Regions from separate parts of the Homo sapiens genome. Here regions 2, 3, 4, 5 and 6 are each linked to region 1. Evidence: chromatin contacts called from ENCODE Hi-C or POLR2A ChIA-PET data. All regions are on one chromosome and are shown on one strand. Each heading gives the region's core, a stretch centred on a gene start or an enhancer-like site at or near the end of the contact. The rest is flanking DNA. Distances are from core to core; before and after follow the strand shown.

What was found. A loop is a pair of places that touch in the nucleus more often than their neighbours do. ChIA-PET counts read pairs that join two places held with the same protein, here RNA polymerase II (POLR2A). Pooled maps may share reads with other maps.
Region 2: a loop to region 1 is called in a pooled map, with 2.4 times the contacts of the local background. The contact joins the promoter of IFI35 here to the promoter of STAT3 in region 1. A Hi-C loop is called at or near these places in 1 of 168 maps with a recorded cell type or tissue (B cell) and 6 of 50 pooled maps. POLR2A ChIA-PET finds 5 or more read pairs at or near these places in 3 of 52 experiments (activated B cell, activated CD4-positive, alpha-beta T cell and activated naive CD8-positive, alpha-beta T cell).
Region 3: a loop to region 1 is called in a pooled map, with 9 times the contacts of the local background. The contact joins the promoter of PTGES3L-AARSD1 here to the promoter of STAT3 in region 1. A Hi-C loop is called at or near these places in 1 of 168 maps with a recorded cell type or tissue (B cell) and 6 of 50 pooled maps. POLR2A ChIA-PET finds 5 or more read pairs at or near these places in 3 of 52 experiments (PC-9, activated B cell and activated CD4-positive, alpha-beta T cell).
Region 4: a loop to region 1 is called in a pooled map, with 2.5 times the contacts of the local background. The contact joins the promoter of FKBP10 here to the promoter of STAT3 in region 1. A Hi-C loop is called at or near these places in 1 of 50 pooled maps. POLR2A ChIA-PET finds 5 or more read pairs at or near these places in 2 of 52 experiments (AG04449 and MCF 10A).
Region 5: a loop to region 1 is called in a pooled map, with 4 times the contacts of the local background. The contact joins the promoter of AARSD1 here to the promoter of STAT3 in region 1. A Hi-C loop is called at or near these places in 2 of 50 pooled maps. POLR2A ChIA-PET finds 5 or more read pairs at or near these places in 3 of 52 experiments (CD4-positive, alpha-beta T cell, PC-9 and activated B cell).
Region 6: a pooled map shows a loop between it and region 1 (8-fold over the local background). The contact joins the promoter of KLHL11 here to the promoter of STAT3 in region 1. A Hi-C loop is called at or near these places in 6 of 50 pooled maps. POLR2A ChIA-PET finds 5 or more read pairs at or near these places in 2 of 52 experiments (activated CD4-positive, alpha-beta T cell and activated T-cell).

Annotation. Positions count from the first base shown.
Region 1 is chr17:42,386,823-42,390,608 of GRCh38, forward strand. It overlaps STAT3 (signal transducer and activator of transcription 3), which reads right to left and starts at 1,620. Exons shown (of 24, transcript NM_139276.3): 1 at 1,457-1,620. RefSeq lists silencers at 961-1,040, 1,271-1,550 and an enhancer at 2,071-2,340.
Region 2 is chr17:43,004,859-43,008,644 of GRCh38, forward strand. IFI35 (interferon induced protein 35) reads left to right here and starts at 1,926. Exons shown (of 7, transcript NM_001330230.2): 1 at 1,926-2,110. The coding sequence starts at 2,090. RefSeq lists an enhancer at 1,786-2,095.
Region 3 is chr17:42,978,713-42,982,498 of GRCh38, forward strand. PTGES3L-AARSD1 (PTGES3L-AARSD1 readthrough) reads right to left here and starts at 1,816. Exons shown (of 17, transcript NM_001136042.2): 1 at 1,334-1,816; 2 at 838-951; 3 at 666-732; 4 at 458-556. The coding sequence starts at 1,470. PTGES3L (prostaglandin E synthase 3 like) reads right to left here and starts at 1,368. Exons shown (of 7, transcript NM_001261430.2): 1 at 1,334-1,368; 2 at 838-951; 3 at 666-732; 4 at 458-556. The coding sequence starts at 1,341. RUNDC1 (RUN domain containing 1) reads left to right here and starts at 1,853. Exons shown (of 5, transcript NM_173079.5): 1 at 1,853-2,362. The coding sequence starts at 1,865. RefSeq lists an enhancer at 1,780-1,849 and a silencer at 1,920-2,169.
Region 4 is chr17:41,811,279-41,815,064 of GRCh38, forward strand. FKBP10 (FKBP prolyl isomerase 10) reads left to right here and starts at 1,726. Exons shown (of 10, transcript NM_021939.4): 1 at 1,726-2,001. The coding sequence starts at 1,757. It overlaps P3H4 (prolyl 3-hydroxylase family member 4 (inactive)), which reads right to left and starts at 671. Exons shown (of 8, transcript NM_006455.3): 1 at 176-671; 2 at 1-6. The coding sequence starts at 637. RefSeq lists a silencer at 301-790 and enhancers at 931-1,040, 3,527-3,786.
Region 5 is chr17:42,961,918-42,965,703 of GRCh38, forward strand. AARSD1 (alanyl-tRNA synthetase domain containing 1) reads right to left here and starts at 2,537. Exons shown (of 12, transcript NM_001261434.2): 1 at 2,485-2,537; 2 at 2,189-2,320. The coding sequence starts at 2,523. It overlaps PTGES3L-AARSD1 (PTGES3L-AARSD1 readthrough), which reads right to left. Exons shown (of 17, transcript NM_001136042.2): 7 at 2,189-2,320.
Region 6 is chr17:41,863,810-41,867,595 of GRCh38, forward strand. KLHL11 (kelch like family member 11) reads right to left here and starts at 1,614. Exons shown (of 2, transcript NM_018143.3): 1 at 1,017-1,614. The coding sequence starts at 1,561. It overlaps ACLY (ATP citrate lyase), which reads right to left. Exons shown (of 29, transcript NM_001096.3): 29 at 3,109-3,786. RefSeq lists enhancers at 1-54, 1,798-2,298, 2,299-2,799 and a silencer at 1,575-1,764.

The DNA of each region.
Region 1 (3,786 bases), core at 370-2,869:
CTAAAACATTTTTTTTTAAATTCCAGACTTGTTTCCCCATCCCACTGTGCAAACTGAACAAAAACTGGGCTAGCACTCCTGTCTGGAACATGTAATAAGGAAATAAATGTGCTGACTCAGAGAACACAGACATATTTAATATAAAATAAGATAGAAAACTGGCTGAACCAAGTCATAACACAGTCTAAATCCACATATAAAAGATTGAGATGATTTTCTGCTTTGCTTTATTCAAGCCCAATGCTTTATCAGCACAGCCAGCCAAAAATTTACAACCCATACACAGACTATGTAAACCTTTAGTTGCACATACAGTAAGACCAGCAGGTACACACTATACACATTTTTAATTAAAAAAATGACTAACCACTGATTTTGTCACCACACTTAACAACGACCTGATATGGCACAGAGTGATGTGTACCAAACATGGAAATACCAACTTGGGCGACGGTTTGAATCTTGTTAACTTCAGTGCAACCACACCCCCCAAATGCATGTAAAGTTTGCACACATGGTTTTTTCAAGGCCAGCCTGTCTTTGTTTCCCTCTCCTCTGCATTTACCCAAGATCTTGGCTCTGAGACAGAAAACTCCCACTCTCAATTGGTTCATTCCGTCCTATGCAATTAAGCAACACCACAATCCAGTAAATGCAATGGCTCAATTATTTATCTTCTGGCCGACTTTACCAGGTATTTGGAAAAGGACAATGTCAAGAGGTTTATTTCTCTCTCTAGAGCTGGCTTGACGGGTTGATGGGGATTTTATTTTGTCTTTTTTTCTCTTTTTTACAAGGCGGGGACGTGGGGGGAGCATAATTTAACCTAGAAAAAGATGCGAGGGAATTTAGAAAGAGTACCGGTCTGTCAATTTCCCTACAGGAAACTTGATTCTTATGCAATAAAGCCTACCCACGACCAGCCAGCCCGTAAGGCTGCAGGCGACAGACACACCTATTCCTGCCTCCAAAAGGGCACAGCTGTCTCCTGAAGGAGCGGGAACAGGGCAAGCGGAGGAAGTGGCTCAGCGGGAGCCGCCGACCGGGCGGGGAGGAGGCGCTTTCCGACCCCCCACTCGCGCCGGTGATCCCCGTCGGCGTGACAGTCGCTCCGGTGGCCGGAACGTCCCCAGGGCCCCAGGGAGCAGGAAATCGGGGGACTGTCCCTCACTCCTGCCGCCGCAACCGAGTGCGCCCTCGCCCCACGGTGCCCCCTCGAGCGCGTTCTGTTTCTCCGAAGAACGAAACTTCCCTCCAGCGCCCCGAGTCCCTTCCGAGGCCCGCTCCTGTCATCCCGAAGAGTCTTCCCTCAGGGCGACCCTCCGCGTCTCTTCATCTCTCCCGGCCCCACTGCAGCGTCCATCACAACATCCCCAAGGTCCCAGAGGCCCCCTGCCGCTGCGGAGCCCCCGGGTCCCCAGGCCTCCCCAACGGCCCCACCCTGCACCCCCTTCACCTGTTTCTCCGGCAGAGGCCGAGAGGCCGGGGCTGCGCGTGTGCCGGGGACGGGCGGCGAGGCTCCCTCAGGCCGAAGGGCCTCTCCGAGCCGAGGGGGAGAGACAGCGCCAAGCCGGGGTGCCTGTCCAGGATCCGGTTGGGGCTTGTTCCCTCGGCTGCGACGTCGGAACCCCCGGCTCCCCCTCCCAGTCTGCGCCGCCGCAGCTCCGGAAACCGCTGAATTACAGCCCCTTCAGCCAATCCTCGCCCAGCCCCAGCCTGGCCGAGGCACGCCGTCATGCATAATTCATGAAAGGCCAGCTCGTTCGGCCACCCAGAGGTCCCAGTGCGTGTGCGGTACAGCCGAAGCCCCGCCCACTGACCAATGAGGAGAGCAGCTAGGAGAAAGGGCGGAGCCAAGAGGAGACTGATACGCCCCTGTGCTGGCTGTTCCGACAGTTCGGTGCTCCTCCCTCCGCCACAGCGAGGGAAGAGCCGAGGACTTGGGCACAGAAGCCCGGGGGGAGGGAGGGAAGATGACCGGAATGTCCTGCTGAAAACTCAGCTGAGTTCCTGGCAGTGCGTGACGTCAAGGCACTTTAAATGCCCCTGATACAGCTCCCTCCTGCCCGCTCTCCCTTTTCCCGGCCCTTGGCACCACGTGGTGGCGAGGTTGAGAGCCTCTTACCACGCGGGAATCAGCTAGTTAGATAGTCCCCAGGTATCTCCAGATCCTCTGGGGACCCAACTCCTGAATTGGGTTCTGGGGACAACAAAAAGAACATGGGTGACTCCGCCTGCTTTGAACTTCAGTTTCTGCGTGAGCAGGGACACACACACCCGGAAACATGACGTGGAAATAGAGTAATTACTAGAGTGCGTGGGGAGAGGGTAGTGGATTTAACCCCGTACTCCGTTCCATCACTTCAAGCATCAAACGCCGACCAGCTAGCCCATTGGCCCGTACAGGCGAATGCAGAAGACGGTGTATACGAAAGCTGATAACGTGTAGGGCTTGACATTTTTATGCGTCTGAATTGAAATACATGAAATGTTCTGCCTTTTTCTTTTCCACCTTGCCTACTTGGTATGCAAGTTTTACTGAATTGAAGCCAGTGGTTGATAGGAAATGTAGACATTTTGCCTTTCATAATAGAGGATGAACTTTGCATAATGGAGTGATTTCTGTGTATGTGCTGATACTATCAGGGTTTTTAATTTTTATTTTTTTGGGTCTTTAAAAATATGTTATTAATATTTGTGTTTGTTTAATACGAACAGGTATAAAGACAAAAATCTAAAAAGGACCCATTATCTCACTGCTCAGCTAACCCCTGACATATTTTTTTTCAATGAACCTAATACATGTTCCTGTTTAGAAAATGCAGACCGTTCAGAAAGGTCAAAAATATTAAATGAAAATCTTTCCCTACCCCCATCATTCCTTCTCCCCAAGGATAGCTGTTCTTATTAATTTCTAGTGAGAAAAATCAATGACTCTTAACCTTTGAAGGCAGTCACAGATCCTTCTGAGTGTTTGAAGGAGACTAGATTCTAGCCCCAGAAACAATACAAGGTTTTACTCACATGGTTCCCCAGATACCTGAAGCCTGTCTAAGTCTACAGATTCAGACCGCTCGTACCACCTCATATCCAATGAGGGACAGAGGCATCTACAGGGCAATTCATAGGGTCACTGGTGGTGAGAATTGAGAACCTCCTATTGCCCTCTGGTAGACACAGCTCAGTATGGAAATTGCTGTATTTACCTGTAGAGTGTGTGTGTATTGATTAGGCTGTTTATCTACACCACAGGACAGATATCCCCCATCTCCGCCTATAGTCTCTTGTAACTACGCTATCCCGTGCGGCCAACTGCCTCCCTGATAACATAGGGTCTAGGATTTGTTTAGTGATTTACTGCTTACAAAGGACTTACACACCTTATACACTCCCTGCCTGGTTTCTTTCTCACAATCATGAATAGCAGATAGGAGAGGCCATATTATCCGCTGATAGAAAACTAAAGACAACATAATATGACATTTTCAAGATCACAGAGAAACTCAGAAATATACCAGGTTCAGAGTCAGGTTTGGGGGCTTTACGTCCCATAGCTTTGTTCCATTCATTCAAACCCTGCCCTGCTTCTGACTTCTCAAGAGCTGGCCTCTGTTTCCCTCATTGGCCTCCCCACCAGTAACACATAAAATCTACCTCTGCGACTATGGGTTTGACCTGCAAAAATTCTCTTCAGCCCAGACACTGGCCTTTCTCCACAACCCCGCCAAATTCCTCTTGGCTAAATGCTGCAATTTCTGTCCCTTGGGCCACTGCCTTAACCACCTG
Region 2 (3,786 bases), core at 676-3,175, 620 kb after region 1:
AAAATACAGCAAATTTTTTTCCACTCTACCTCAAGGCCCAAGTGTAAATACTGTTCCTACCAGGTTTGGATCCATGCTTTGATTCCTAGCCCTGTGACCTTGGGCAAGTTTCTAATGCTCTGTGCCTCAATTTTCTCATCTGTAAAGTGAAGAAAATAGAACCAACTTCATGGCATTGTTTTGAAGAGTTAATTCATGTAAGGCACAAGCGTGTTGGGCAGACGATAGCTCTCCTTGCTGGCCACTGTTAACAGTTTTGTGAACTTTTTTCTTTTTTTTTTTTTTGAGCCAGAGTCTCGCTCTGTCACCCAGCTGGAGTGCAGTGGCACGATCTCGGCTCACTGCAAGCTCCGCCTCCCGGGTTCAAGCGATTCCCCCGTCTCAGCCTCCCGAGTAGCTGGGACTACAGGCGCATGCCACCACGCCCGGCTAATTTTTGTATTTTTAGTAGAGACAGGGTTTCCCCATGTTGGTCAGGCTGGTCTCAAACTCCTGACCTCAAGTGATTCACCGCCTCAGCCTCCCAAAGTGCTGGGATTACAGGCGTGAGCCACTGCACCCAGCCTTTTTTTTTTTTTTTTTTTTTTTTTTAAGAGACAAGATTCACTGTGTTGCCCAGGCTGGCCTCGAACTCCTGGGCTCAAGCAGTCCTCCTGCCTCAACCTGCTGGAACTATAGGCACATGTTACCAGTGGGCCCAGCTGCTGGGATTGGCACTTTTTTTTTTTTTTTAGTCAGAATCTCACTCTGTTGCCCAGGCTGGAGTGCAGTGGTGTGATCCGGCCCGGCTAATTTTTTGTATTTTAGTAGGGACAGGGTTTCACCATGGTGGCCAGGATGGTCTCGTGATCCACCCGCCTGGACCTCCCAAAGTGCTGGGATTACAAGGCATGAGCCACTGCGCCTGGCAGTTTTGTGAACTTGAACTGTGGACTTTATCTGTCCTGATTGTGTTTCTCATTCATTCAGCAATTATTATTTTTTGAGATGGAGTTTCGCTCTTGTCACTCAGGCTGGAGTGCAACAGCGCGATCTTGGCTCAATGCAACCTCTGCCTCCCAGGTTCCAGCTATTCTCCTGCCTCGGCCTCCCAAGTAGCTGGGATTACAGGAATACACCACCACACCCGGATAATTTTTGTATTTTTTTAGTAAAGACGGGGTTTCACCACGTTGGCCAGGCTGGTGTCTAACTTGGGATCTCAGGTGATCTGCCCACCTGGGCCTCCCAAAGTGCTGGGATTACAGGTGTGAGCCACCGCACCCGGCAGTTTTGTGAACTTGAACTATGGGCGTTATCTGTCCTGACTGTGTTTCTCATTCATTCAGCAATTATTGTTTTATTTATTTTTTGAGATGGAGTTTCACTCTTGTCACCCAGGCTGGAGTGCAATGGCACCATCTCAGCTCAATGCAACCTCTGCCTCCGGGTTCCAGCTATTCTCCTGCCTCGGCCTCCCAAGTAGCTGGGATTACAGGAATGCACCTCCACGCCCGGCTAATTTTTGTATTTTTTTAGTAAAGGTGGGGTTTCACCATGTTGGCCAGGCTGGTCTCTAACTCCTGACCTCAGGTGATCTGCCCGCCTGGGCCTCCCAGAATGCTGGGATTACAGGTGTGAGCCGCCGCACCCAGCTCATTCAGCAATTATTTTATCAATGTTCAATGTGCCCAGCATTATTCTAGGCTCTAGGGAAATAATCCATTGACAAAGCAGGGTCTACCAATGGGCTTGTCGGAGATTGCTGGGAATGGTTGATGGGGGCCAGTTTGCAGTTGGGGTGAGGTGGCTTTCCTTGAGGCAGCCTGGCTGAGTGAAGTCGACTTTGCTGACCAAGAAGGCTCCTCCCAGGGGTGGGGAAGCCTCGGCAGGGGGCGGCATGTGAGCGCCAGAAGGCAGGGATTTCACGGAAATGAAAGTGGAAGCAAACAGCCTGCGAGCAGAGCCTCCTGAGGTGTATTTCGGGTCTTGCTGGGGCTGAGAGAGACCACAGCCCTTTGGGGGGTACAAACAAGAGTTCAGTTGCTGTGAATTCTGCCACTGTGCCCAGCTCTGAAGCCTCAGCTCTTGCCAAACAGACCCGAGACCCATGTCAGCCCCACTGGATGCCGTAAGTGAGGAGGAGGGAGTTGGGAAGTGGGGAAACAGGAGTAATCCTCTTGGCTAGGAACCTGCAGATATCTCAGGGCCTGGCAGCCAAGCCTCACCCTGCCCATCTCAGACCTGCTGAAGGGCTGGGGAGAAACACAGGGCTGGGGTTGCCTCTGCAAGAGTTGGTTCCCTAACCTATTGCCTCAGACAGGAGGAGCTCATTAAATCCTGTGTGTGTACACTTCTCTGGAGAGAGAATCTGTAGTTTCCATCAGATACTCAGCGGGTTCTGTGACCCAAATAACAATTGTTCTAGGCCGGGCGTGGTGTCTCACGCCTGTCATCCTAGCACTTTGGGAGGCCTTGGCAATACAGTGAAAATCCGTCTCTACTAAAATACAAAAAATTAGCTGTGTGTGGTGGTGTGCGCCTGTAATCCCAGCTACTTGGGAGGCTGAGACAGGAGAATCACTTGAACCTGGGAGGCGGAGGTTGCAGTGAGCCGAGATTGCATCACTGCACTCCAGCCTGGGTGACACAGCGAGACTCTGTCTAAAAAAAAAAAAAAAAAAATTAAACTAAAGGAATTAGGCTGGGTGTGTTGGCTCACACCTGTAATCCCAGCCAGCACTTTGGGAGGCTGAGGCGTGTGGATCACTTGAGGTTAGGAGTTCGAGACCAGCCTGGCCAACATAGCAAAACCCCATCTCTACTAAAAACACAAAAATTAGCCAGGCATGGTGGCACACACCTGTAATCCCAGCTACTAGGGAGACTGAGGCGGGAGAATTGCTTGAACCTGGGAGGCAGAGGTTGCAGTGAGCCGAGATTGTACCACTATGCTCCACTCTGGGCAACAGAGGGAGACTGTCTCTCACACACACACACACACAAAATTTATATATATATATATATATATATATACTATAAGAATTATACTTTAAGAATCACACTAGGTAATCCATAGATTAACACGGTAAAAACTTATCCCACTGCTTAGCACCTACAGAGCATTCAATATGTGTTTCTTCTTAATATTATTATTGCCAACCTTTTCAGAACCCCAGTTCCCCAAGGACAATCCCTTTTTTTTTTTTTTTTTTGAGACGGAGTCTCACTCTGTCTCCTAGGCTGGAGTACAGTGGCATGATCTCGGCTCACTGCAACCTCTGCCTCCCGGGTTCAAGCGATTCTCCTGCCTCAGCCTCCCAAGTAACTGGGAGTACAGGCACGTTCCACCATGCCTGGCTAATTTTTTGTATTTTTAGTAGAAATGGAGTTTCACCGTGTTAGCCGGGATGGTCTTGATCTTCTGACCTCGTGATCTGCCCCCCTCAAGCTCCCAAAGTGCTGGGATTACAGGTGTAAGCCACCATGCCCGGACTTTTCTTTCCTTTTTTTTTTTTTTTTTTTTTTGAGATGGAGTTTCACTCTTGTTGCCCAGGCTGAAGTGCAATAGCATGATCTTGGCTCACTGCAACCTCTGCCTTCCAGATTCAAGTGATTCTCTTGCCTCAGCATCCCAAGTAGCTGGGATTATAGGCACACATGCCACCACGCCTGGCTCATTTTTTTTTTTTTTTTTTTTTTTTGAGATGGAGTCTCGCTCTGTCACCCAGGCTGGAGTGCAGTGGCAGGATCTCGGCTCACAGCAAGCTCCGCCCCATGGGTTCATGCCATTCTCTTGCTTCAGCC
Region 3 (3,786 bases), core at 566-3,065, 590 kb after region 1:
AAAATAAGCCAGGCGCGGTGGCTCACGCCTGTAATCCCAGCACTTTGGGAGGCCGAGGCGGGCAGATCACCTGAAGTCGGGAGTTCGAGACCAGCCTGAGCAACAAGGAGAAACCCCATCTCTACTAAAAATACAAAATTAGCTGGGCGTGGTGGTGCATGCCTGTAATCCCAGCTACCCAGGAGGCTGAGGCAGGAGAATTGCTTGAACCCGGGAGGCGGAGGCCATGGTGAGCTGAGATCACGCCACTGCACTCCAGCCTGGGCAACAAGAGTGAAACTCCGTCTCAAAATAAATAAATAAATAAAAATAAAAAGAGAGACTAATACAGTTGGAAAAAAAAGATTAGGCAGGACTTGTTGAGTGATTGAATATTGGCTGGAAAGGAGGCAAGGACAATCCCAGCTGTAACCTGGGTACATGGAGAGAAGAAGCAGGCCACTTTCCACACACCCACCTTGATATCCTCCTTGGTAAGCCGCGGCCAGGCCACCTTTTCCTTCCATTTTCTCACAAAACAAGTAATAGAGCGGGAAGAGCGCTTATCCTGGGAGTCCTGCCAGATAGAGAGCCTCATTCTTAGGGTCTGGGGTTTAGAATTAATCTCCAGTTTCCCTGGGCAGCCCGGTTTCCATCCAAACCTTACTGTCCCATTTCACCCTTACCTTGGAGTTCACTTTGGCATAGAACTCAATCTCATTGTACAACTCCACTCCATCGGCATTCTTGCAGCTGAGGAGACAATGAAGCTGAGGAGATGCGGAATACTCCGTGTGGGGACATTAGGAAAGGGGTAGATTCCTGGGAAGCCAGGCCCTCGGACGGCAGGGCCACTACCTGAACACAATGCGGTGATCCTCAATAAGCACGTGGACATCGGTGCTGTCCTCAACACAAAACTCCATGAACACATACCTGGGCCTGTCGTACCACAAGGTCCGGGCGTGCTGCCTGAAGAGAAGTTGAGGTGTGGCTTCATAGGGGTGGGAGAGGGAAGACTGAGGTCATTTGGGAAGGGACTACCCAGGGACCTTTGATGCCACAGTTTTTTCAAAGTGGAGCTAAATGAGACAGAAGGGGTGAAAGGGAAGGGAATGACAGGAGTGGGTGGGTGTGGTGAATGTGAACCTGGGAAGAATAGAACGTGCAAGACTAGGAAACTAGGAGGTCAGGGAGAACATTCAGGTCACACCTTCCCTCACCCCACAGTTACAGAGACCAGGGGTCCGGGGCTCCCGTGGGGCCTCACAGAACCTGGAGCGCCCAGAAGACTTGGAGCAGGGAATCTCCAGGGAAAAGGGCCAGGGGGAGCACCGGAGCCGGAAACACTCACCGTGCCATTGCGGCTCCCGCTCCAGGGTGGCATTTAGAGTTCCAGGCAGGGGCCGCTATCTTTAGATCCTGGGGACGCCCCCAGCAGCTGCCTCTCCTTATATGGTCGGGAGAGCAGTTGAGAGGAAGAGAGAACATGACCTGGCAGCCAAGGGATCTGCACTCTGGAGATACTCTGGGACAGCTTCATCCTTGCAGCCCTTCACCGTGGGGTCTTCAGAAATGCATAGACTATGAAGAGACAACCCATCTGCTGGAACCAGGGCAAAGGCTGCCCTAGACGCTACACACAGGGAATGACTTTTCCCCGGTATCATTCACCTGTTTCTCCGACGCTTACTGCTCAGTGTCTGATTCACAATAGGCGCTCAATAAAACATTATTGTCCTGAATTAAATTCCCGGGGAAGGCGCGCCCTCGGGGACTTGGGTACTTCAGGCCCCGCCCACCACTCCCCTGGGGTTCCAGGCCACCGCGCCGTTGCCATGGCAGCAGGGGGGCGCGGCTGACGTGCGGTGGTGTTTCCGGGAAGATGGCGGCTGTCGAAGCGGCTGCAGAGCCGGTAACGGTGGTGGCGGCTGTTGGGCCAAAGGCGAAAGACGAAGAGGAGGAGGAAGAGGAGCCGCTGCCACCGTGCGAGGCGGTGCGCTGGGCCCCAGTGGGGGCGGTGGCGGAGGCCCGGCCTGGGGCAACCGCGTTTTTAGAAGAGGCGACGGCCGAGGAGCCTGGCGCGGCCCCGGGCTCCCCGCCGGATTCGCCGGGCCGGACGCTGCGGCGGCTGCGGGCAGAGCGGCGGCGGCTGGACTCGGCGCTGCTGGCGCTGTCCTCGCACTTCGCGCAGGTGCAGTTCCGCCTGCGCCAGGTGGTGCGCGGGGCGCCGGCGGAGCAGCAGCGCCTTCTGCGGGAGCTCGAAGACTTCGCCTTCCGCGGCTGCCCTCACGTCCTAGGTTACGAAGGGCCCGGCGACCCCGCCAGCGATGAGGGCGATGGGCTGCCAGGGGACCGGCCATGGTTGCGGGGCGAGGACCAGGTGAGTGGCTGGAGCCGGGCCGCGAGGAATATGGGAATAGTGGGGTCGTGTGGGTGGCGATCCAGACCCGGATGATGGTGCATGCGGGGAGAAGCCTCCCCGACTCGGTCGGTGAGTACGTGTGTCGGAGACCAGGGGACTGGAGTGCGGGGCCGGCTGAAGGGCAAGAGGACAGAGGCCTGGGAACCTGAGGGTGAGCGGTGTGCACGGAGGATGTGGAGAGATGTCGGTGCGTGATGACGTGAGTGGTAGAGGAGCGGTGAGCGAAGTGAGTCGTTGAGAGGGCAGCAGAGCAGCCAAGAGCAGTGCTGCGCCCACTCACCTTTCCCTCACGTATCTCAGTCTTGAACACTTTGGCTGCTAGAGGACCCCGACTCTGGGGATTGGGAAAATTGGCAAAGGAAAGGAAAGTGAGTTGGAATCCGTGGAAATTTAGGTTAACTCCCTGTCCCTGCTTTCCTGAAATCTAGGCAGTCTTTACACTTCTTTGGGTGGGAGTTTGGATTAACAGCAGGGTCTCTTAGTAACTGAAATAAACACAACTCTTGATTAGATAAATTTCCTAATGTTGGAATTTTTCCTTTTTAAGAGACGGGAGGGTCTTGGTATGTTGCCCAGGCTGGTCTCGAACTCCTGGTCTCAAGCCATCCTCCCGCCTCAGCCTCAGGACTACAGGCGTGTGCCACCGTGCAGGCTATAATGTTGAAATTTTTAAACTCTTCCTCCATCCTGCTTAATCATTAGGCATTCTGAATGAGGTCCTCTGATAACTGACAAGATCGATTCAGTGTGCCTACCCCAGAAGTAGTGAAACTATGTATAAGACACCAGGTAAACGTTTCCTTACAAGCTTTGCATCTCTGGAAGTGCACAAAGTGCTGGCTTTATTGGAAGTGTTGAGGTACACTGCCTTTTCACTTTTTTTTTTTGAGACAGAGTCTCACTCTGTCACCTAGGCCAGACTGCATTGGCGCAATTTCTGCTTACTGCAACCTCTGCCTCCTGGGCTCAAGCAATCCTCCTGCCTCAGCTTCCCCAGTATCTGGGACTACAGGTGTGTGCCACCACACCCAGTTAATTTTGTTTATTTTTTGTTGAGGCGGGGTTTCACCACATTGCCCAGGCTGGTCTCGAACTCCTGAGCTCAAGCGATCTGCCCTCCTCAGCCTACCAAAGTGCTGGGATTAGAGAAGTGAGCCACCATGCCCCATCCCTTTTCACCATTTTATTCTTCAAACTACAATCTACATGTGGCTTTCTTCCCACTTACATTGGTTTTAGCCAAGAAGATTTATCAAGCAGATAATGATTTGTTTATTTTAGTCTGAACTGTTTCCAGTGCAATCCTGTGTTTACTGTTCCACCCTTCTCCACATACCTGCAACTCCTTACACAAGGAGCAGCCACCTCAAACTGTCAGATTT
Region 4 (3,786 bases), core at 476-2,975, 580 kb before region 1:
GTTAGCCTGGTCGGGGGGTAGGGGGTGGGGGAGCGGGTCAGCAAGACCGGAGCTCGCGGCCCCGAGCGCACGGCGGGCTTCGTGCCTTGGGTGAAGATAACGCTCCTTCGACCGATCTGTGGGGAGCCACGACGCCCAGCCCGAGACAGGTCCCCGGGTGGGGGCGGGCTCCCACCTTGAACAGCGCGTAGTGCAGGTACTGGTAGGGCAGGCGGCTCTGGAAGTCACGCAGCAGCTGCCGCGGCGGGTAGGGCACCTGGAAGGCGGGCAGCGTCCGCTTGCAGCGCCGCAGGCAGGCGGCTCGCTCCAGGACGCGGCCGAAGAGCCGCAGCTCGCAGGCCCACTCGTCTGCGCGGCCGCCGTCGGGATCGGGCTTGGCCGCGGGCGCGGGGCCGCTGCAGTTGGCGTGGCAGAAGGCCTCGCTGTCGCGCAGGAGCCGGTGCAGCCGCAGCGCCGCCTCCAGGTAGCGCGCGCTCTCGCGCCAGCTCTCTCCCTCGTACTGCTCCAGAGCGTGCCCGTACGCCGCGGCCAGCGGCATCAGGTCCTCGGGCGGGAAGCCCCGGAAGCTGTACTTCTCGTACTGCGCCCCGGCGCTGCCCAGCAGCAACCACAGCAGCCCCCACGCCACCCGAGCCATGCCCGCCGCGCCGCCGGCTCTCCGGAGCTGAGCTGGCTGCCCCGCGGACGGAAGGGGACAGGGCCGGGCCCCGGGCGGGCGGCGCGCCCGCTGGGTCTTAGCGCCGGGCACGAGGCGGCAAGGTGGGGCGGGGCCTGGGTCACGACGTCTCCCCTCTTTTCCCAGAGGGTCCGATAGTGTCGTTAAGTCCTCTCCGTCGGCCCGGGCTCCTGCCTTGGGGGTGTCCCCTAGGTAGAGAATGCGTCGGGGAGCGCTTCCCGCCAGAGATGGGAAGCCCAGGAAGCCCCTCCCCATGCAAACAGTGCCCCCGCCTGAGATCAGGACACTGAGTGAGGGCCGCCTCCTCTGCGCTGCCCATACGAGAAGGAAGCCCTGGAGCCGGGCCTTCCGTCGCTGCGCCCTCCTGCACCCTCCGAGTGTCTCCCCCGCCCACGTCGGAGGCACACACCTGCTGTCACCTGCACACCTTGCGCTGCCACCACCCCCCACTCCATCTCCGTGCCCGTCACATCCCAAGTCACAAAGTCCTTCTTTCAGTCCAGCTTTTGCGGGACCAAGCTGCTCTTCCCTGGAGATGCCTTCCCTTGGAGTACAGCTGGGGTCACGGATGAGCACGGAGATGCCTCTCACACTCCGCGGCTTCACCACCCACCTGGAGGGGACTAGAATTCGAAGTGCCCGCGAAAGAAGCAAGGTTCATCTCCGCCCGGCTTTAGGACCCGGGGGCTCCGGAAAAAGTCATTGAACTTTTTTTTTTTTTTTTCCTTTGGTGTCCACTCAGAGTTCTCATCTTTCCCGAGCCTCTCTCCCTGGCCAGGCCCCAGGTCTCGCAGCCAGGGATGGAGATGGGGGGAGGGGGAACCTAGAGTTCTTTGTAGTGCCTCCCTCAGACTCTAACACACTCAGCCTGGCCCCCTCCTCCTATTGCAACCCCCTCCCCCGCTCCTCCCGGCCAGGCCAGCTCAGTCTTCCCAGCCCCCATTCCACGTGGACCAGCCAGGGCGGGGGTAGGGAAAGAGGACAGGAAGAGGGGGAGCCAGTTCTGGGAGGCGGGGGGAAGGAGGTTGGTGGCGACTCCCTCGCTCGCCCTCACTGCCGGCGGTCCCAACTCCAGGCACCATGTTCCCCGCGGGCCCCCCCAGCCACAGCCTCCTCCGGCTCCCCCTGCTGCAGTTGCTGCTACTGGTGGTGCAGGCCGTGGGGAGGGGGCTGGGCCGCGCCAGCCCGGCCGGGGGCCCCCTGGAAGATGTGGTCATCGAGAGGTACCACATCCCCAGGGCCTGTCCCCGGGAAGTGCAGATGGGGGATTTTGTGCGCTACCACTACAACGGCACTTTTGAAGATGGCAAGAAGTTTGATTCAAGGTAACCCCGGTTGGGCGCCCCCGGATTCACCACTCCGTCCCCTGAACCCGGGGTCCTGTTTCCTTGTTGCCTCTTTTAAGCTCTGCATCCCAATACTCTAACCCTAGACAGCACCCCTGGGGCCTCCCAGACACCCATCTCCCCAAAGATACCCTCCTGCCCCCACTTCCAAACCCTCACTTCTCAAAGGATCCCATTTCTTTCTCACAAGCTCTCCACATCCCGGAAAGGACTCGATAATCAAGGTGAACTGCCTTGTGTAGTTACCAGGGCTGTATGTAATGACCTGATGGAGAGGGGTGTTCTGATCTACAGTGTTGGGGGGAAGGGGGTGGTCCCTGCTGCTTAAGAACCCTGGGATGGTCTATCAGCCTGGACCCCGTACCTTTCCACCCACCCTGACTCCCCTTCTGGTTCCACTGTTTTCAGTGCCTTTGTGGTCAGAGAAGAGGGAATAGAACTTTTTTTTGGAGGGGGTGGGAGTTTTCAGCGGCTGGTGGGCAGGGAAAAAGGCTGGTGGGTATTATAAGAAGACAGCCGGCTGGACCTGGGGGTAGCGCGTGGCTCCCTGCGGAGGCCCTGTCTACGTGTCACACAGTCGGACATGCCACCCTGGGCTCCTTGGAGGAATTTCATTCCTCCCTCTCTGGTTCTCCTGGAACCCTCATCTCTCTCCATTTTAGGTACACCAGGCCAGAGGCACAGGCCGCCCATTTTTGCCAGCCTTGGGGTTTGTAAGGTGGCCTCCTGGTCTGACCCAGGCCTTTGGTCTGCCCCAGCAAGTCCACTTTTGTTAGCGGGGACAGGGCAGGGCTGTATGCCAGCCTCAGGGGTAAATCTAGGGTCCCAGTTACACACAGACCCCACAGCACACTGAAAGAAGTCAGTGTTTCTTAGACCCTCCTCTGAAACACACAACTCAGCCCACAGGAAATTAGTGGCCATGACTTTAGAGGCAGGCATATATTGGGGTAAGCCTACAAACTCCAAGAGTCCCAAGACCCTGGTTCAAATCCAGGCTATGACCATGGACAGAGAATTTTGTCTCTTTAGGCATCACTTTCCTTATCTGAAAAGTGGAGACAAAAACAGGACCTACTTGCTAAGGCTGATGTTAGGACTCCAAGGACATGGATGAATGAACGTAGGCTTCTCACAGGGCCTGGCAGTCCTCCAGCCAGTTCAGCACACATTAACATTGACCCTGAGGAAAACCATATGACCTGATGCTGTGGAACTTGTAGAAACTTAATGCAGAGCTTAAGCCTTCATAACAACACTGAGAAGGAAACAGTCCAGACTTAAAACCTGTCTGCTTGGTGGGCAAATTCAGATATAGGGTAGTAGCCAGAAGTGCAGCCCTGAGCCCTTGACTGCTAGGAGTGAGGCAGGGGTTGGGATTTAGGGGATGTCATCCCTGATGGGGACTCTGGGAGCCCAGCTCATGAGTGTTGAGCTTGGAAAACTTTTTGTTTTTTAGCTGGAGGCTCACTCTGTCGCCCAGGCTGGAGTGCAGTGGTGCCATCTCAGCTCACTGCAACCTCCTGGGTTCAAGCAATTCTCCTGCTTCAGCCTCCCAAGTAGCTGTGATTACAGGCGCATGCCACCACGCCCAGCTAATTTTTGTTTGTTTGTTTGTTTTTGTTTTTTGAGACACAGTCTCACACTGTTGCCTGGGCTGGAGTGCAATGGAGCAATCTCAACTCACTGCAACCTCCGCCTCTGCCTCCCAGGTTCACGTGATTCTCCTGCCTCAGCCTCCCGAGTAGCTGGGATTACAGGTGC
Region 5 (3,786 bases), core at 1,287-3,786, 580 kb after region 1:
ACTTGAGCCCAAAAGGTTGAGACTGCAGTGTGCTATGATTGCTCCACTACACTCCAGCCTGGGTGACAGAGTGAGACACTGTCTCATTTAAAAAAAAAAAAGGGCCAGGTACAGTGGCTCACACCTGTAATCCCAGTACTTTGGAAGGCCGAGGTGGGCGGATCACAAGGTCAGGAGATCAAGACCATCCTGGCCAACATGGTGAAACCCCGTCTCTACTAAAATACAAAAAATTAACTGGGCATGGTGGTGCACACCTGTAGTCCTAGCTACTCGGGAGACTGAGGCAGGGGAATTGCTTGAACCTGGCAGACGGAGATTGCAGTAAGCCGAGATCACGCCGCTGCGCTCCAGCCTGGCAACAGAGCAAGACACCATCTCAAAAAAAAAAAAAAAAAAAGTTCATTCATTTTAAAACATTTCAAGTGCCAACTGCTTACAAAAGACTGTGCCAGCCCAAGAATACAATGTAAACAAGATATGGTACCTCATGGAACTTAAGAGTCTAGAGAACAGAGGCTGGAAAACAGACAATTGCAATATGACCTATAACATGCCATAATATGAAAAAGTATATGACGCTAGAGAACCTCAAAGGAAAGAGACCTAACAGTCTTGGGGAATCAAAAAAAGACTTCCTGAAAGAAATGCTGTCTAAAATGAGACCTTCTATGGATACTTGAGGTCACAGGTTTTCCTTCAGCAGATCAGGGAAATCTTCATACTGGGAAAATCACCATAATAATGACTGATATGAAATTGGAACTCTCTCAATACCAAGTCTACTGAACATGTTCTCTCATGTCACTTATTTGCTTAAGAACCTGAGTGGAGGCCAGGGCAGTGGCTCACACCTGTAGGCCCAGCCTTTGGGAGGCCAAGGTGGGAGGACTGTTTGAGGCCAGGAGCTCAAGATCAGCCTGGGCAATAAAGTGAGACCTCATCTCTACAAAAAAGCAGCCAAGCATGTTGGTTGTGCGCCTGTAGTCCCCACTACTGGAGAGGCTAAAACAGGAGGATTGCTTGAGCCTGGGAGTTCGAGGCTGCAGTGAGCTAGATCAGGCCACTGCACTCCAGCCTGGGTGACATAGCAAGATCCTGTCTCTTAAAAATAAAAAAGAAAGAAAATAACCTGCATGGTTCGCTGCCCACACACCTTAATACACCTTTTTTTTTTCTTTTGAGACGGAGTCTTGTTCTGTCCCCCACGCTGAAGTGCAGTGGCACAATCTTGGCTCACTGCAACTTCAGCCTCCCGGTTCAAGTGATTCTCATGCCTCAGCCTCCCGAGTAGCTGGGACTACAGGGGCCTGCCAGTATGCCTGGTTAATTTTTATATTTTTAGTAGAGACAAGGTTTCATCATGTTGGTCAGGCTACTTGGGAGGCTGAGACAGGAGAATCACTTGAACCCAGGAGGCGGAGGTTGCAGAGCTGAGATCATGCCACTGCACTTCAGCCTGATGACAGCGAGAGATTCTGTCTCAAAAAAAAAAAGAAAGAAAGAAAGAAAAGAAAAGAAAGAAAAGCCTTTCTCATAATGCCCACCTTTGGTGTTATTATCCTCCTCTTCCATCTTCACAATGTACCTCACTTGCGCTCATGTTGTACCTAGTCCTCATCACAGCACTGATAAATATGCTCTCTGCTGTACTACTGTAACCCGTCTATCTCACCTGAACTCCTTCAGGAACATCTTTTTCAGTCCCTAAAACCCGAAGCTAATTCCTTCCTTGGGGCCTTTGCACCTGCTATTCTACCTGCCTGAATACTCCCTCTGCCCCCCAGCACCACTAGATAATTGCAAAGACTCACCCCCTCACTTCGTTTAGGTCTCTACTGAAATAACTTACCCTTCATCTAGACAAGCATCCCATCACTCTCTTTCCCTTTACTTGGTTTTTGTTTATTACTTATTATACCTAGCACACACAGTTGTCTTCAATAAACATTCCACGTATATAAAGGCACTGTGTTGTTCACCGGTTATCCTTACAGCCTGGAATAATATCTAGCATATGTTATGTCTAGATAAGCAATTGCTGATAAATACTCATTAAATGAATAACAAAATGAATTAAACTAAAGCTCATCTGAATTCATTATGGCTGAGAAAAAAGGGGCAGGAGAGCATTTCGGCCTGAGCACAAAGAAACTGGGGGCTTCCTGGGAAGAGATCGTTTTGGTACCTGTCCCCCGCCCTCAGGGAAAAGCACTGTGTCTTCCAGCACCACTTGGAAACCGCTCAGCACTTCTTTCTTGCCGTTGCTCCCTTCAGTCTGCAGCTCCGCGGGACAGCAGGAGACCACGGTGGTGGTGAACTGAACAGAGAGGAATGAGAGAATAAGCCCCGACCCCAGCCCTAGCCCTAGCCCTCTCCACACCAGGACAGAATGCCATGTTGGCACTCCCTACACGTGGCGCCCTCTTCCCCAAACCGCCTTGCCGGCCCGGCAGTCTCAAGTGCCTCGCCGTGACGCCGTACCTCTCGGGCATAACTGTCACGCTGACACCAGAACGCCATACCTGCAGGCGTGTGAGGAGGCGCACGCGCAGAGAAGCCTGGGAGCGAACGGAGAGCGACGTGGGACAAACGTCATCAAGGGCGCTTGTCTGCGCAGAAGCAGGAGGGTAAGGAATGGAATGCGGTTTGGATAAATTTACTGAAAACGCGAATTGCATATTTGCTGGGTTGTTTAACGACTGTTCTAAGGCTTTACAAAGGACAAGACCAGGAGGAAAAAAACAAACAAACAAAAACAAAAAAACGCGACCTGGACAAGGCACGTGGTTTAGTGAGCCCCTTGGGGCCCCAGGGATGTAAGTATTCTGGCTGCGGAATCCCAGCGCATAGAGGCGGGGACGGGACTGGCATGGTTACTGAGCAGCACTGCCCAGTAGAAATAGAAAGCAAGGAGCTGGGGGAGGTGGCTCACGCCTGTAATCCCAGCATTTTGGGAGGTCGAGGCGGGTGGATCACCTCAGGCCAGGAGTTCGAGACCAGCCTGGCCAACATAGCGAAACTCCGTCTCTACTAAAAATACAAAAATTAGCCGGGCGTGGTGGCGGGCGCCTGTAATCCCAGCTACCCGGGAGGCTGAGGCAGGAGAATCGCTGGAACCCGGGAGGCGGGGTTGCAGTGAGCAGAGATTGCACCACTGCACTCCAGCCTGGGCGACAGAGCGAGACTCCGTCTCAATTAAAAAAAAAAAAAAAAAAAAAAAAAAAGGCCGAGCGCGGTGACTCACGCCTGTAATCCCAGCACTTTGGGAGGCCGAGGCGGGCGGATCACGAGGTCAGGATATCGAGACCATCCTGACTAACGCGGTGAAATCCCGTCTCTACTAAAAATACAAAAAATTAGCCGGGCGTGGTGGCGGACGCCTGTAGTCCCAGCTACTCCGGAGGCTGAGGCAGGAGAATGGCGTGAACCTGGGAGGCGGAGCTTGCAGTGAGCCGAGATCGCACCATTGCACTCCAGCCTGGGCGACAGAGCGAGACTCCGTCTCAAAAAAAAAAAAAAAAAAAAAAAAGAAGAACAATTTGGCCAGCGTGGCCAACATGGTGAAACCCTGTTTCTACTAAAAACACAAAAACATTAGCCAGGCGTGGTGGCACACGCCTATATAATCCCAGCTACACGGGAGGCTGAGGCAGGAGAATCACTTTAACCCGAGAGGAGGAGGTTGCAGTGAGCCGAAATCGTACCACTGCACTCCAGCCTGGGTAACCCAGCGAGACTACGTCTCAAGAAAATTACATTACATTACATTAAAATAGTTTGGGC
Region 6 (3,786 bases), core at 364-2,863, 520 kb before region 1:
TTCATAGGGCATTCTCTATCCACCCAATTTGGAAAACACTTCCTCTCCCCCAGCAGTTTCTATGTACTCCCCCCATGCTTTATTTTTCATCAGTGATGACAATCATCCAACAGGCTATACATTTAACAATCATCCAACAGGCTATACATTTTACTTATTTACCGTCCATCTACCAACCTAAGTGCGATAAGGAAAAGGACTTTTGTCTGTTTTGATCACTGCTGAAACCCTAGCACCTTAGAATCCCGCATCTGAGCTGATGCGTAATAGGCGCTCAATAGGCATTTTTGTTAATGTATCTGTAAGATGATAATTGCCAAAACAAACGCCTCTCCATCTCTATAAACGGTATTACCTGCCTTCTAACCAGTCTCTGGAGCATTCCTGCTCCCTACAATCCGTTTAACACAGTGGCAGAATAATATTAAAATATTTAAATGAGCTATTTCTTTACCCAGCTTCCTATCACACTTAGTGAAATCCAAACTCCTTATTCCAACGCATCTCACGCATCCTTCTCCCCTTCATCCACTAGATCCAGCCTCACTGGACTATATTTTAATTCTCTTCTCTAAGCCAAACTGGATCCTGCCTGAGGGCGTTTGCGCTGTCTGGAATATTCATTCCCCATCTTTGCACGGTCAGTTATTTTTTGACATTCAGAGGTCGATCTAAACTTCACCTCTTCAGAAAGATCTTTATTCAATCCCTAGCCTTTCATTCCTTTTGAACGTCAGCACAACAGTTACCACATACTGACTTTCCTTTTCATCACTTTTGTCCCATCACCTAGTATCTGAGCTCCTTGGGCGCGGGGCGCCCTCGCCGGACCTGATGGTGCATCCTCCTCGCCCACCGCGGTGGCTGCCCCCAAGCAGGCGCTCAGCGAGTGTGAAACCAATGCATTCACTCAGGACTCGCGAGCTGCCGTGGCAGGCACTGCCCTCCCCTCCGCCAGCGAGCATCTCCCCCTCTCCGCGCCCGCCGCCCTCCGCGCTCCCGCCTCCCTCGCCTACCTGTCGGCCAACTCCAGCACCTCGTGCACGCTGCCCGTGCTGACGCGGATGCGCCCGGTGTACATGTACTCGATTACGGCTTCCACTGTGTCGGGTTCGGGCCCCGGCTCGGAGCTCCACTTGCGCATCTCCACCCGTCCCGAGCGGGACTCGGAAAACTGGCCCGAGAGCAGGGGCGTGAAGTACTCGGTGGCGGCAGCCAGTACCGAGCGGTGGGCCCGGAACTCGCGGCCTCCAGCCCCGCCGAAGCACAGGGTAATGTCGCAGAAGAGGCCCTGGCGCCGCTGCTCGTTCTGCCGCCAGGACAGCTCTGAGCAGTGAGAGCTGCACTCGAAATCCTCGGCTTCTGGGCCCGGATCGCCCCCGCTCGCCTCCATTGCAGAGATCCCCGGCCCAGGCCCGAAGTCCACCGTGCCGCTGCCTCGGACCTCGGCGGCCAGTCCTGCCGAGCCGGCGGCGGCCGTCTCCATGCTCTCCATCTCCAGTACCTGAAGAGATGCAGCCGCGGCCGCCGCCGCCGCCGCCGCCACTGCCGCAGCCGCCATCTTGACGCCGCTGCGCCCGGCCTCCACAGCCTCGGAACGATGCGGCTGTTGGTACGACACAGAGGGATTCTGGGATTAAATAGTGCGCGCGGGGCGGGGCCAGGTCGCCCGCCGGCCGCACATGCGCCGCCTCGCCTCCAGCAGCGCCGCCTCGCCTCCAGCAGCGCCGCCTCGCCTCCAGCAGCGCCGCCTCGCCTCCAGCAGCTCTGCCTGCCTTGGTGAGGTCCGTCAGTAACAGTCGCCCAGTCCAGAAGACTTCGCCCCAGGCCTACCCCCAGGGCGTCGGTGCGAGTATGGCTCGCTTCCTTTCCTTAGTGGGTAGCATGCTCTCTGCAGTCATTTTGTCGAGTAAAGCCACCTTAGACCATCACCTGTTGTTAAAGCCTTGAGTGGCAATACAGGATTTTTATAAGATCTAGCCCCAGCTAAGTGGATGAGGGATGAATGAGTTACTCGTTATCCGTTTTTTTTTTTGTTTCTTTTTGTTTTTGTTTTGTTTTGGGTTTTTTGTTTTTTTTTTTTTTGAGACGGAGTCTCGCTCTGTCGCCCAGGCTGGAGTGCAGTGGCGCGCTCTTCGCTTATTGCAACCTCCGCTGCCCGGGTTCAAGCGATTCTTGTGCCTCAGCCTCCCGAGTAGCTGGGACTACAGGCGCCCGCCACCACTCCAGGCTAATTTTTTTTTTTTTTTTTTTTTTGAGACGGAGTCTCGCTCTGTCGCCCAGGCTGGAGTGCAGTGGCGCGCTCTTCGCTTATTGCAACCTCCGCCGCCCGGGTTCAAGCGATTCTTGTGCCTCAGCCTCCCGAGTAGCTGGGACTACAGGCGCCCGCCACCACTCCAGGCTAATTTTTTTTTTTTTTTTTTTTTTGAGACGGAGTCTCGCTCTGTCGCCCAGGCTGGAGTGCAGTGGCGCGGGTCTCGGCTCACTGCAACCTCCGCCTCCCGGGTTCACGCCATTCTCCTGCCTCAGCCTCCGGAGTAGCTGGGACTACAGGCGCCCGCCACCATGCCTGGCTAAGTTTTTGTATTTTTAATAGAGACGGGGTTTCACCGTGTTAGCCAGGATGGTCTCGATCTGCTGACCTCGTGATCCACCCGCCTCAGCCTCCCAAAGTGCTGGGATTACAGGCATGAGCCACCACGCCTGACCGTAGATGAGCATTTTTAAAACCATATATACTGAAACTATTAGTACAGTTCAGGCCAGGCCAGGCACAGTGGCTCACGCCTGTAACAGCACTTTGGGAGGCCAAGGAGGATGGATTGCTTGAGTCCATGAGTTCCAGAAGAGCCTGGGAAATACAGCAGAACCTTATCTCCACAAAAAATACAAAAGTTAGCCTGGAGTGGTGGCATGCTCCTGTAGTCCCAGCTACTTGGGAGGCTGGAGTGGGAGGACTGCTTGAGCCCAGGAGATGGAGGCTGCAGTGAGCTGTGATGGTGCCACTGTACTCCAGCCCTGGGGCGACAGAGTGATACCCTGTCTGGAAAAAAGTACAGTTACAAAGGAATACAGATCAAAGGATATGGATGCCAGGAGCCAGCAGTATGCCTTCATTGTTACTATATAGTTTATTTAAACCAGACTATGATAATACAGAGAAGAGACTGAGGTGGCAGCTGCCCAGAATCTTTGTGGATTACAGATGCAAAGTAGTTAGGAGTCCTTGGACCCACACTTCAGTTACAGACAGACAAATCAGCTGCATAAATACAGAGAACATAAGACACAAGACATTTCACAGCTTTCTGCATTTCCATTTTAAATGTATGTATGTTACAACTTTACATATTAAGTTACTACTCCACATATTTTGTGACAATGGCTAAGGATGCAATGGCCCCATCCCCCTGACATAAACAGACTCTGGTCTGCAACACAGAACATTTCAGTGGGATACCAAACAAGCCCTTAACACGTAACATACAAAAAGATCTTTAAAAATCAGATTAATACAATGTTCTTCATGTTATATAAGGAAGAAGAAAGGGAAGTAAAAAAAAAAAAAGAGAGACATTGGGGTGCTTTAAATGTATAGTATCTTGAGGCCATAAATGTTTCATTCCCTTCCTCCAAAGGAGAAAAAAATGTTTAACTAATGGAAAAAGAAAGCAACATCCTAACGCCCTACAATGAGGAAGACCCCATCCTGACAGTACTTAGATGCTTCCATATAATAAATACAGCAGGTAGCAGAGCAAAGTCACAAATATTGGCTTGGTTTTT